Regions from separate parts of the Homo sapiens genome. Here region 2 is linked to region 1. Evidence: chromatin loops called from intact Hi-C (ENCODE). Cell type or tissue: heart left ventricle. All regions are shown on one strand. Region 1 has its middle 34 kb from the start of BCO1. Region 2 overlaps BCO1 (beta-carotene oxygenase 1).

What was found. Hi-C counts contacts between places; a loop is a spot of excess contacts. Peaks named below come from ENCODE experiments on the same cell type or tissue, not always from the same donor. Only the 100,000 strongest peaks of a DNase experiment are listed, where the experiment ranks them.
Region 2: a loop joins it to region 1, with 2.7 times the contacts of the local background. A loop is called at or near these places in 2 of 110 quality-filtered maps.

What each region holds. Positions count from the first base shown.
Region 1 is chr16:81,203,765-81,206,264 of GRCh38, reverse strand. It overlaps the pseudogene PKD1L2. Among named protein-coding and RNA genes, the nearest start is that of BCO1, 34 kb to the left of the region's middle. In heart left ventricle, a CTCF peak has its summit at 986 (motif pointing left); no DNase peak of the experiment used is centred here.
Region 2 is chr16:81,264,902-81,267,401 of GRCh38, reverse strand. All of the region lies in intron 5 of BCO1 (beta-carotene oxygenase 1), which reads right to left. Among named protein-coding and RNA genes, the nearest start is that of BCO1, 27 kb to the right of the region's middle. In heart left ventricle, no CTCF peak of the experiment used is centred here; a DNase peak (open chromatin) is centred at 1,161; H3K27ac peaks cover 244 bases.

The DNA of each region.
Region 1 (2,500 bases):
TGCGATTAAAATCTAAGACACAGCACTGTTTGACATTTGCAGTCTCTCTGGGCATTAGCTCTAAACAACAATCACTGACATTTTTTTCTCTTTCAAAGGAAATAGATGGTGGCACCTCCTCCACCATTGCCCCACCCAAATAGTCCATCTTCCTTTACATTAAAGATTTGTTGGACCTTGAAACTACCCACCCACCTTTTTTTTGGGGGGGGGGGGGGCGGGTGGAGGATTGGCAGAGTCTTGCTCTGTCACCCAGGCTGGAGTGCAGTGGCATGATCTCGGCTCACCGCAACCTCCATATCCCAGGTTCAAGCGATTCTCCTGCCTCTGTCTCCCGAGTAGCTGGGACTACAGGCATGCTCCACCACGCCCAGCTAATTTTTGTATTTTTAGTAGATAGAGGTGGGGTTTTGCCATGTTGTCCAGGCTGGTCTTGAACTCCTGACCTCAGATGATCTGCCCATCTCGGCTTTTCAAAGTGCTGGGATTACAGGCGTGAGCGATTGTGCCTGGTCACCACCCACCTTTTAAAAATCATTTTTATAAACACTGGGAAATGCCTTTCTGATGCCTTCTTATCAATACTAGCAGCCACAGAACTCAGGTTATGATAGGGAAAATAGCATGAATTTTGATTTTTGAATGTACGGAAGCCACATTTTTTTGTGTAAATATCACTGTGCTTTTCTCTTATGTGTTGGTGCAGCCTCCTTTTTCTTAACTCATCATTAGTCTAAGAGGTGAGATGTTTAAATCAAACCCTTCGTATCCATTGTTGATAAATAATAAGAGCTCCTGGGAAGAATTGCATTGCTTAGGAGTCAGAAGACTTCTCTGTTAGAAGCTCCTTTTTACCTTGCCTTATATTCATTTGCATGGAGGGCCTTTTTTTTTTCTGTGTTTGTCATGGAAAATTTTCCACATTTCTGAAACTGTATTACGGGCCTTACAGAACAATTTGCTTTTGGTGAAATCTGTGTGAATCCAGCGTTGGTTAGCTGAGCGCCACCTTCTGGCAAATCTAGGGATTGACATTGTTCTTCCGTTAATCGGCTGCTTCTGCGCACAGCTGATATTGGGCGTGCAGAGATTTGTCTGAAACTAATAATCCACAAAACAGCAGGAGCCTTAGAGTGACCTAGAGCTAAAGTCCTCTCTCGGGGAACCAGAATTATAAGGCAAGAGCAATGGATCTAGAGAAAAGAGAGTAGCATGGACCTGAAAGCATGTGGCGTATTCAAATAACTGCAAGGACCTCGCCATGCCTGGAGTTCAGGACTCTGTGGAAGAATGAAAGATGCTGAAAAACTCAGCAGGAGCCTGGTCCTGAAGAGCTGTTGATGCTAGCCAGTCTAACGTAGGTGGGGTCTGTCAACTAAAGAAAAATCAAGCTTTTTAAATAATTAAAGTTAGTTTTGTTCAGGACGACAGACTGAGAACTACAGCCTGGGAGGTCTTTCAAAGAGGTTCTGCCAGACTGCTCCAAAACAGTGTTTCAGCTCACAGCTTCTATATGGGTTGTGGAGGTTCAGTCCACGTAAAATCACATCAAAGTTTGGGTGCAAGAGTGCATCTGCCTCTAGATGACTAAAGTATATCTTGTTGGCCGGCTTCGGTGGCTCATGCCTGTAATCCCAGCACTTTGGGAGGCCAAGGTGGGCAGATCGCTTGGGGTCAGGAGCTCAAGACCAGCCCGGTCAACATGGTGAAACTCCATCTCTACTAAAAAAAAAAAAAAAAAAAAAAAAATTAGCTGGACGTGGTGGTGCATGCCTGTATTCCCAGCTACACAGGAGGCTGATGGAGGAGAATCGCTTGAACCTGGCAGGCGAAGGTTTCAGTGAGCGGAGATCCTGCTACTGCTCTCCAGCCTGAGCAACAGAGAAAGACTCTGTCTCAAAAAAAAAAAAAAAAAATCTTGTTGTAGATTGCAGAAGCATAATCACCAGCCATCTCAGATGTTATCTTTTTTTTTTTTTCTTTAAGACGGAGTCTTGCTCTGTCACCCAGGCTGGAGTGCAGTGGCGCGATCTCGGCCCACTGCAAGCTCCTCCTCCCGGGTTCACGCCATTCTCCTGCCTCAGCCTCCCAAGTAGTTGGGACTACAGGCGCCCGCCACCACGCCTGGCTAAATTTTTTTTTTTTGTATTTTTGTAGAGACGGGGTTTCACCGTGTTAGCCAGGATGGTCTCAATCTCCTGACCTCGTGATCCGCCCACCTCGGCCTCCCAAAGTGCTGGGATTACAGGCGTGAGCCACTGCACCCAGCGAGACATTATCTTATATGTAAGAAAAGGACCAGTCATTTATCTTTTTAGGGATATAGTGACTCAGGCTAGAGACGTGGAAGCCGAGCACTCTATTCTGTTTTGTCTTCAAAGTGTTCTGGAGGGCTGCCTGTCACTGCAGTCAGGGGCTTCCTGTGATTATGCTGGCTAACAGAAATGAGCACACCTATCTCCTTGAGTTTGCTACTTTGTCTCACAGGAACCAGGAAACA
Region 2 (2,500 bases), 61 kb before region 1:
ACCTCAGGTGATCTGCCCGCCTCGGCCTCCCAAAGTGCTGGGATTACAGGTGTGAGCCACTGCGCCCGGCCATAATTAGGGGTTTTATATAAATGCAGATAGTCAAGCGGGGCTGTAGAATGGCCATTTTATAGATGGGAAACTGAGGCTTAGTGGAATGGGCTATCATTATGGTCAGAGTCATAGGGTTAAGCCAAGAAAACACAGCCCCCTTCGCCTTCCTCCTCTTTTATCAGGGATTACGACTCTCATACAGTGAAGGTAGAGAACAGAATGAAATAAAGCAGTCATCCATGTGCCTCGCCCTGCACCCAAACATGGAAGGTGCTCAATACGTGTTCAGTTTTCTTATTCCTCTGCAAGCATGAGTCACTCGCTGGTCAAAAGGCCTCCCCACCCAGGCCTACGGCTGGCTTATAATGAGTTATCTGCAAACTTCCCCACCTCTCTTGTGGCCACCTGTGCACCCTGTAAACAGCTGGCTGGTGGGAGGGATGCTGTGGGGTTGTGGGATAGTTATCGTCTTTATAAAACAAATGGAACACAATGCAAACTGAAACGAAAAGCACTGTGGCCTGGGAGGAGCAGGATGGGGCATGAGTCGCAGTGCCACCGCCAGCATGGAGCAGGTGCTCAGAGGATCTCTGCTTGCAGGATGTCAGTGGCTCCTGGGAGCTGTGTGACTGGGGTGTGTCATCTGATCCCCTGAGCCTCACAGTCCTCCTCTGTAATACAAGGTGGCAAACTCAAATGCCTAGACAATCCCCAGGTATGGCATTCTAGGATTCTGAGCTTGACCCCTATATCCCTTTACTGGCTTAATTAATGAGAGTTCTATTTAGCAAGTACACTCCGTGTACCTTCTGACCTCGAAGGCTCATATCTCCAGGCAGTGCCTGGTAGTTTGCTCAGGGGGCTCTACAAGACAGTGGGGGATGGGGGAGCAGCAAGGATCACAGGCAGAAACTAGTTTTTTTTAAACTAGAAGGTCAGAGGAAGCACCGTTGTAGTTCTGCACTGTCTCCTGAGTCCTGTCAGCTGTCCTCACAGGCCTAGGTCTCCTGGGTGTGGTTCCCAGGAGGGTCCTGGACAAACATGGGCTAAGAGCCTCCGCCTCCTCCCCCTCAGGATCATGCAATCACAGTCAGCCTGGGCTTTGCTCCAAGATCCCAGCCCCACATGGAGAAGGTCCAGAAGGCCTGGAGAACAGGGCAGGGATCTGGAGTGGATCCCAGCAGGACTGAGCTCCCTAAACAGCCCTGGAAACTTGGCTGCAGGGGCTAGGAATGAAAGTAGGTGGCATAACCTTGTCATAGAAAGTTTTGTCAGGAGACTGAAAAACTGAATGGATGGAAGGATGAATCGATAGGTGGGTGGGTGGGTGCATGCATGAATCGGTGGATAGTAGACAGATGGATGGTGGGTGGATGGATAGATGGTGGATGGAAGGATGGTGAGTGAATAGATGGGTGGTAGATGCACATGGTAGATGGATGTTGGGTGGGTGGATGGATGGATGGTAGATGGATAGATGGATGAATGGTGGGTGTATAGATGGTGGGTAGATGGATGAATGATGGATGGATGGGCAGGTGGGTGGCTCAATGGATGGATGGTGGATAAGTGGATGAGTGGATGGATGGCAGAACATGTAGATGGATGAATGGATTCATGGTGGGTGGGTGGATGGGTAGGTAGATGGATGGTGGATGGATGGTGGGTGGACGGATGGATGGGTAGATGGTGTGTGGGTGGATGGATGAATGGATGGATGGTGGATGGGTGGGTGGATGGATGGATGAATGATGGATGGATGGGTGGGTGGGAAGCTCAATGGATGGATGGATGGTGGGTAAGTGAATGGGTTGATGGATGGGAGAATGGGTAGATGGATAAATGGATTCATGATGGGTGGGCGGGTGGGTGGGTAGATAGATGGTGGATGGGTGGTGGGTGGATGGATGAATGGATGGATGGTGGATGGGTGGATGGATGGGAGAATGGGTAGATGGTTGAATGGATTCATGGTGGGTGGATGGGTGGATGGGTGGGTAGATGGATAGTGGGTAGATGGATGGATGGAGGGATGGTGTGTGGGTGGATGGGTAGGTGGGTGAATGGATGAATGGATGGATGGTGAGTGGCTGGCTAGATAAGGGGTGGATAGGTGGATGGGTGGACGGATGGTGGATGGGTGATGGATAGGTGGATGAATGGTGGGTAGGTGGGTGGATGGATAGTGAGTAGCTGAATGAATGGTGGATAGATGGACGGTGAGTAGATGCATGAATGGATGGATGGTAGATGAAGGAATGGTTGGATGGTAAATAGATGATGGATGGATGGATGGTAGATGGGTAGATAAATTAATAAAATAATAAACTGGAGCCTAAATAAAAGGAAATTAGAATAGTAAAGGGATTTCTTTCTTCCAAGAGGAATCCCAGCATCTCCTCTTCTCTTCTAAAGGAAAGTACTGACTTCATGGTCCACCTCAATA